Regions from separate parts of the Homo sapiens genome. Here region 2 is linked to region 1. A link is an interaction called in ENCODE POLR2A ChIA-PET data of the cell type or tissue named here. Cell type or tissue: Caco-2. All regions are shown on one strand. Links, peaks and the distances in the headings refer to the core of each region. The heading gives the core; the rest is flanking DNA.

Region 1 (4,399 bases), core at 225-4,224:
TTGCTCATCTGATGTTCACTCTGTCACCTACAAGTATTAAGCACCTACTCTATGTCATGCTTCATGCTGGATGCCAAGGCTTCAAAGATCAGTAGAACCTGAATTTTACCTTAAAGAGACTAGAGTCTAATGTCAACATGCAAACTTGCCTTTTCTGTACCAGAGGAGAAATGCTTCTGGCATCAAGGGCATGGAACTAATTTTGAGGTTATAAACAATCTTTAGAATTTGTCTCAATTTGGCTAGGCGCAGTGGCTCATGCCTGTAATCCCAGTACTTTGGGAGGCTGAGGTGGGCGGATCACGAGGTCAGAAGATCGAGACCATCCTGGCTAACATGGTGAAACCCCATCTCTACTAAAAATACAAAAAATTAGCCGGGTGTGGTGGCAGGCACCTGTAGTCCCAGCTACTCAGGAAGCTGAGGCAGGAGAATGGTGTGAACCTGGGAGGCAGAGCTTGCAGTGAGCCAAGATGGTGCCACTGCACTCCAGCCCAGGGGACAGAGCGAGACTCCGCCTCAAAAAAAAAAAAAAAAAAAAAAATTTGTCTCAATTTTCTTTGAATATGTCTTCTCTCTTTCCAGGGTCTCATAACTTCCAGAGAGCAACCCCTTTCCAACTTCCCCTCCTTCTCCGCCCACTCCCCCCAGCAAAAAAAACAAAATTGTAATTAATGATGGGAACTTAAAAATTGCCCAGACTTCCTAGTTATCTCACAAGGAAACAGGGCAACACAGAGCCCCAGCCTCCACTTCTCCCACCCCTCCGAACCCCCAGTTCCTTCTCCCCTACAAAGGAACAGTCTCTACAATCCAGAACAAGTCCTGAGCTAGGTGGGGGCTCATGGCTTCTACGTGCTCAACATTCCCTGCTGCCAGTAGGGCCAATTGCAAATGCAGCAGAAAGCAGATGCTTATTGATTTGGGCTTTGGCAAAAACCAAGGAAGCTGGATTCCTCTTTTGAGATAATGCTGAGCCAGTAGCAGCTGTTAGAAACAGGAAGCCGTGTGGACTCTGGTGTCATAAAAGTAAGACTGGATTTGACGTGCCAATTGCCTGGGATCCAAAGGGGAACTTCTCTCCACTCCTCAGAATGTCATATGTTTCTACAAAGACCTGAGAGGCAACCCAAGAGGCAGTTCAGCTGGAAGGAAACCAGAATTCCTGTTCAGACAAAATGCTCTCCTAAACCCTCACCCCCTTCATTTGTATAGTAAACCTTTATGGAGAGCCTACTAGATACAAGATACTGCACTAAACTATGCCAGTCCATCACCTCCCCACCCCCACCAACGAACATTTTTTTAAATATCAGAATCCCACCATGGTCTCAGAATTCAGCGCCTTGGCAGACTCCAGAAAGAATCATCCTGAGTTATTTTTTAAATGCCTACTCTGGTGTCTTGAGAAAACTGCTACATTAAGCTTACTTTATTCTCTATTTTTAAATTCTGTTATAGTGGTGCTTCACTCTGGGCTGCTGGAAACATTCAGGAACCACATCAGCAAACACCACCCCCGTTCTCCATAACATCAGCTCCTTCCATCTAGGGAAAAGGAAATGATCCACACCTAAGGTCATAGCTGGCCCAGTAGAGGAAAATGTCAAATAAAACCCAGAAATGGAGAGTCGCCATTATTTACCCCTTTGGTGCATATGTGTAGGGGAATAAACAACTCTCTCCATTACATTACATCATTACATTACATTACATTACACTACTCATCCACAACATTAGGAAGTCAGATTGCATCACACCCCTGAAAGCTGGCCAGTGTGAAAATGAGTGCTTAAGGGACATGAGGATGAAATTGTTTACTCTAGGAGTTAAGGTATGTTTTCCTCTAACAGACAGGGGCTGTGTATCCCTAAGTTGGTTTAAATGTGGTCATAAAGTCTAGAATATGACCTGGAAGACTTCAAGGTCCCTGGAAGCCACAGATTTCATAATGGAGTTAGGCAGGCAAGTCCAGGCTTGTTTCTTTTCAGACTTATCATGGACCAGTTATCTAGCCTGAAAATGGATTTTGAAATTGCTGGGGAAACTTCAAAATTACTCATTTCTATCTTGGAAACTAGCTCCAATCTCCTTACAACAGGAGGTGCACTGAGGCATCCCCTAAGACAGGAGTCAGCAAACTACAGCCCACAGGCCAAATTTGTTCTACCACTTTGTATGGTTTGTGAGTGAAGAATGGTTTTCCATTTTTAGATGGTTGACAAATAAATCAAATGAACAGTTTTTTTTTGACACATGGAAATTATATGGAAGTCAAATGTTAGTGTTCATATGTAAAGTTTTATTGAAACACAGCCATGCCTACTCATTCACATATTGTTACTTTTGTGTTCCAACAGCTGTGTTGTATAATTGCAACAGAGACCACATGGCCCACAATGCCTACAATATTTGATACCTGGTCCTTTAAGAGGAAGTTGATTGACCCTTGCACTAAAGTAAAAAATAATAATAATAATAAGCCTGTACACATACAGAAAAATGAGAGGGTCACATAATTTATTCTTTAATTATCTAATTAAACAATCCTATTGTAGCTCCTAATTATCTTCTCCACTCAGTAAAACCCCCACAATGAGAATCAACTCATGTGGCATTAGCAGAGCAACTTACCAATAATGCACCTGGCAAAGAGACTTTTCCACCATGTTCATCACATTCTCAGAACTTCTAGAAAAGCATATCAGAATATCAGGTAGATTCTGTTTATCTCCTAACCAGAGTTTTCATTCTTGGCTATGGGTTGGGGGTCTGCTTCCTTCTCAGCTGCACAAGCCTCTTTCTTGTTATGCTGTAAGGTCAGGCACCCCTAATCTAGCCATGGAAGAAGTGAGTGCCATATATGGAATCCTACGGTGTGGCATTTCTCTCCCTGCTTCCTGGCAACAGATTGGATGCTGCCACTTTCCCTGGGACCTGTTTATCCACCATTAATCTCTTCAAGTCTGACCACCAACAAACCTGTGGGATGAAGCTGGGAATTGTCTTCTCCAATAGCAAAGAGCTTCCTAATGCGTGACGTAAGTCTTTCAAGGATCCCTTTTTATCTCTTATCCTTTGCAGACTGAGAAGTGACAATGTACCCTATACAGGGGTGGGCTGAGTAAACAAGGTGTTGTGATAGACCAAGACCAAAAAAGCAGGAGTAAGGGGTTTCTGTTCACCACCATCCCCACTCTCACCACCCCCACCCACCCCCGTCACCTCTCTGCCTCCGTGTAAGGGCAGCTCGGGGAGAGAAACAAAGCCCTTGAAGTCAGTCATAATGCACAATAAACCTCTCCAGCAATCCTCAAAAAGAGAAAAAAAAATAAGAAATTCTTAAAATCGAACGGTTTTCTGATATTCCTAATGATTTTTTCCAACCCCCTGGGCACCCCTGTTCCTCTTCCATACCCTAAATTTCTGCTCCATGTTGACTACATACGCTGTTATGAGTCTCATCCCCTGATACCTTATCCTGTAGTTACTAGGCTCATTTTGCTTTGTGTGAAAGAGGCATTTTGGAAAAGTTTGGTATTATCCTAACTTTCTTCCTATTATGTTAAAATCCAGAAACGTCCTCCTTCAAAACTTAGTCGTTTAATGTGACAAACTCCTGGTGAGCACTTCCTACATGACATGTAATTCATGTAGAAAGATAAAACGCAGGCATCGTTCTCAGGGACCTTGGAGTCTGAGTGGGACATTATTAAGTATCTCTACTTGATCACTTACACAAGCAATAAATCAACTCGGGGACACAGACCCTTGAAGTAAATGGTGTGGAAGCCCGGAGGAGGAGGAGCTAATTCTGATTTGGGGGCCAGAAAGGCCTGCAGTAGAGGTGACACTTCATTGGAAGCCCAGATTAGGGTCCTGAAAGATGAATAGGAGTTAGGCAGGAGGAGGCAGGAGAGCAATGGGTGGAGGGCAGTGGGTGATACAGCCAGAAGAAGAGATACATGCAAGCTTCAGCTCCTATAGTAAAAATGTAATGATAATGGTGATGATGGTGGTAGTGGTGATGATGGTGATGGTGATGGTGATGTTGAGGGTGATGATAATTATAATGGTGATGGTAGTGATGATGATGACGATGGTGATGGTGATGATAGTTGTGATGATGGTGATGATGGTGGTGATGACGATGGTGACTCTTCTGAAGAAAGGCAAGATGACAAATCAGGAGAAAGAGAAGAGCCAGAGAAGTCCAGGGATGGAGGCCTCTCTCATGTTTCACTGCAGGCACAGCTCTGCACTAGGTCAGCTCTGAACCAATCAGAATGACCAGTTGGGCTGGCCCCTTTGAGGTCCACTGGCATCAAGCTGCTGCTCTTCAAGGTGAACTCTGGAAACTACCTTTTTTGGAACCCAGTCTCCAACCTGACGCTGCCTA
Region 2 (4,399 bases), core at 200-4,199, 72 kb after region 1:
TTGTGCTAAATGTCATCCTTGGAGAGATATGAGAAGATAATGCATCCATAAAACAACCTTAACATAACATCCTTGGAAAGATATGAGAAGATAATGTATCCATAAAACAAGAATTTATTAATCAGTGAGGAAAGAAGAGCTCTTAATAAATAAAGCTAGAGCACGCAAAGTAAAAATTTCTATGGAACTTTATCTTTCCATGAATATAAAGTTCATCCCAGTTTCCTTCCCACAAAGATAGCAAATAGAGATCAGGAAATAAAAATTATGGGCAAAAGCAAGACATGAGAGAAAGGATTAACCCAGAAAACCTAACAGTCAAATAACAGGAATAGAAGTTTCCGTTCCAGACAAACAGAAAACAGGTAAAGAAAAATACACACACACACACACACACACACACACACACATTTATACACATACATACAGGAGTAAAAGCTAGCAGCCTGTAGACTGAAAGAATATACAAGGAAGCCAGCATCAGAAGGAAAAATAGAGCTAAATTATCACAGAACTTTACAAATCATGAATAAATAAAAGATCTTAAAAAGATCTTAGAGGCCAAGCGTGGTGGCTCATGCCTGTAATCCCAGCACTTTGGGAGGCTGAGGTGGGTGGATCACGAGGTCAGGAGTTTGAGACCAACCTGACCAACATGGTGAAACCCCGTCTCTACTAAAAATACAAAAATTAGCCAGGTGTGATGGCACATGCCTGTAATCCCAGCTACTCAGGAGGCTGAGGCAAGAGAATTGCTTGAATCCAGGAGGTGGAGGTTGCAGTGAGCCAAGATTGCGCCACGGAACTCCAGCCTGGGCGACAGAGCAAGACTCTGTCGCAAAAAAAAAATAATAATAATAATTTAGAGGGAAAAAATGGTGGAGGAAATGCTAAAGTCAGACTTCTCAGCCTCAATATTGAAGAGGATCTTTACAAAGTATTATGAAACTATTACCAAGACACATTGCTCACTGAAAAGCGCAAGGTGCAGAACAATGCACTTAGTGTGCTACCAAGTGTGTTAAAAGAGAAAAAACAAAGAGAAGAGAAAACAAGGGAAGAGAGATGCTTGAGTGTGCGCAGACTATTCCCGGAAGTATATAAAAACTGGTAGAAATAATACATGGACATGTACTATTCGAAGTTTTTTGTCATGGATTGGGGGCCAGGCGCGGTGGCTCACGCCTGTAATCCCAGCACTTTGGGAGGCTGAGGCGGGCAGATCACGAGGTCAGGAGATTGAGACCATCCTGGCTAACATGGTGAAACCCCGTCTCTACTAAAAAAAAAAAAAAAATCACACACACAGAAAAATGGATGGGATAAAGATGGCATACAACCTTGGACTATGTCCACGATAAAACATCCAGGAGCCTGGCGCGGTGGCTCATGCCTGTTATACTAGCACCTTGGAAGGCCGAGGCGGGTGGATCGCTTCAGCTCAGGAGTTCAAAACCAGCCTGGGCAACATGGTGAAACCCTGTCTCTGCAAAAAAATACAAAAATTAGCCAGGCATGGTGGTGAGCACCTGTAGTCCCAGCTACTCAGAAGGCTGAGATGGGAGAATGACTTGAGCGTGGGAGGCAGAGGTTGCAGTGAGCCATAATTAAGCCACTGAACTCCAACCTGGTGACAGAGTGAGACCCTGTCTCAAAAAAAAAAAAATTAGGAAAAAATACATTATATAAAATTTGTGTATGTGATGATTACAACTACCATAGTGTCACTGATTGTAAGATGCACATTTTGTTCACACATCTCTGAAATTATGCTATGTATTAAAATCAACAGTGCGCTATCCATCTTATGACAGATCATATTGGCAGATCATATTGGCAGGAGTGTTTCTTATTTGGGGAACATAAAATAAAAGGTATCTTACCATTAATGGCATCTTACAGTTTGTGACGTTTGTGTATTCATTATCTATTGCTATGTAACAAATTATCCCACGACTTAAAGGATTAAAACACCATTAATTATTTACATTGTTTGTTGGTCAAGAATTCAGGCACAACTTAGACTCTGCCCTAGAATCAGTCACACGCTGCTATGGAGGTGTTACTTGGGGCTGGGGGTCATCCCAAGACTTGACTGGGGAAGAGTCTATTTCCCAGCTCACTGGTTGTTGGCAGGATTCAGTTCTTTCTGGTTTGTTGGATTGACAGCTTCAGTTCCTCACTGGCTGTTGGCCAGAAGTGACCATTGTTTCTTTGCTCCATGGCCTTCTGCAGAGGGCAGGTCACACACAGCAGATGGCTTTATGTAAATGAGTAAGTGAGGGAGCAAGAGAGGGCAAATAAGAGAAAAGTCACAGTTTTTTGTAACTTAATCTCTGAAGTGACACACCATTACTTTTGCCGTTATTCTATTCATTAGATATAAGTCACTAGGTTCAGCTCACACTTTTATTCCATGAGGGCATGAAAACCAGGAGGCAGAGGCCACTGAGAGCCCTTTTAGAAGCTGCTTACCATAATATGTAAAAATATATGTATATGGACAAAAAAATAAAGCATTTGGAAGTAAGCTTTGTCAAGTTGTTGGTGCTTTAAACCAAAACTGGCAAGTCAAGGAAAAGCTTATTTTTCATGCTGTTGCTTTCAGACAAATCTGCTAGTGTGATCCTTTGAAGGAGTGAGATAAATCCCAGGGACCTGGAAGTCTTTGTCCAGAGTGAGGCCACACTTCCCACGCTGACATAAAGTCAGAAGGAGCAGTTGCAACCTCGGATCTGTAGGTGACCTTGGGCAGCCATGGGGAAGACAGGCAACTGGCGAGCCACAAAGGCCTCCCTGCCAATAACAGCTCCCCCAAGCCATCGTGTAAATCATGCTTGGAGGTGAAGGCAATGAACATTCCAAATCTTCACAGCTTCAAACCTCTTGATTTTCTGCCACATCTATTTTGCCAATTCCTGACCCCGAATCAAGCCAACCATCCATTTTCTTTGTTTCTGCTCCTGGATTGTCAAACATTGCTGGAGGAAATTCTAAAACCATGCTCATTCATTCTGCTACAAATCCAGGCTTCACAGCCTGGGCAAGACACCATGTGACTCATGCCCAGTGAACTCCCTTTCTTATCCCCTGCAACAGCAAGGAAATGATTGCATGTGTGTGTCTTCATAGATAGGTAGGTAGATAGGTAGATAGATAGATAGACAGATAGATAATAGAATGATAGGTGAATAGATTAATTTATAATACAGACACATAGAATATATAGTATATGTTGTTTGTAATATTCATAAATGTATATATGGTACATATTGATATAGATTTCTAGATATATAGAAATATAAAATCAGATAGTGATAAGTGCTCTAGAAATGCAGATACACTGTTCAAACTCACCACATTCCTTCACAAAGAAGACTTCTTCATAAATGCTATTGCCCTGTTAAGAAGGCTCTTACAGGCACTCTTTTGCCTGAACTATCCTTTCTCATTGGTAACATCTTGATTCAAATATTCTTTCACTCCAAAGGCCTTCCTTGACCACCCATCCCAACATATTAAGGTGCCCCAGGGCATTGTTTTAAACTCACATGGAGCATTCTGGGATATTTTAAATTTTCAAGGGAAACACAACGATGGCTGGCATCTGCTGAACACTGGGAGAATTCCTAGTCAGAGGTACTTAACAGTTTCCACATGAAGTCACTACATTCCCTTTGATGGTGTCATATTTTGGTGAAGTTGGCTTTGGGGTGGCAGATGTGATCTAAGAAGCAAGTACCACATGAATTCAACGTGAAAAAAGAAACGAGGGTGGCAACGTCCAATCTGCTTCCAAGGTTCGAGAAGCTGTGCAGCGCCCAACAGGCATGCACGTGTTACTAGGAAGTAACCATGGTCTTTAAGAATAAAATATGTTTTCATTCTACAGTATGCCCTGTGTATCTTTTTAAGCAGCTACTAAGTTGTTAGGACATGAAAATTTATTAAAATATCAGGACTTAACTACTTAATAAATGGAACTCTTAGGTATTTATTTTGCCATGGGGCACTCTAAAAGAATTGCTAAAACACGAAGGCCTCTGTGAACCCCAAAAGTTTAGAATCTCTGCTCTAGACTCTTATCACCAGTACAATCTACCCTTGTAATGCTCTTTACCTTCCCTCACTAAACAATCATTGTACTTTGTTGCAGTTGCTTAAGTAACAAAGTGTTTGGAGCTGTCAGCTGCTAGTGTAGATCACACCTCTCTCTTTCTTTCTCTCTCTCTCTCTCTCTCTCACACACACACACACACACACACACACACACACACACAATTAGGGAATGGACTGAAAGAAGTGATAAAGGACACATGAATGGGAATGAAATAATGTCTGTGCACCATCCACTTCACCAGATCCCTTGAAGCTCCAGAATATGGAGTGAAGACATTAG

Evidence for each region. Peaks named below come from ENCODE experiments on the same cell type or tissue, not always from the same donor. Only the 100,000 strongest peaks of a DNase experiment are listed, where the experiment ranks them.
Region 2: POLR2A ChIA-PET joins it to region 1 with 8 read pairs; 4 of 35 experiments call an interaction of 5 or more read pairs at or near these places.

The regions. Positions count from the first base shown.
Region 1 is chr17:68,695,568-68,699,966 of GRCh38, reverse strand. No RefSeq gene overlaps it. Among named protein-coding and RNA genes, the nearest start is that of LINC01482, 70 kb to the right of the region's middle. In Caco-2, for the core only: no CTCF peak of the experiment used is centred there; a DNase peak (open chromatin) is centred at 1,866.
Region 2 is chr17:68,623,252-68,627,650 of GRCh38, reverse strand. No RefSeq gene overlaps it. Among named protein-coding and RNA genes, the nearest start is that of LINC01482, 2.7 kb to the left of the region's middle. In Caco-2, for the core only: no CTCF peak of the experiment used is centred there; no DNase peak of the experiment used is centred there.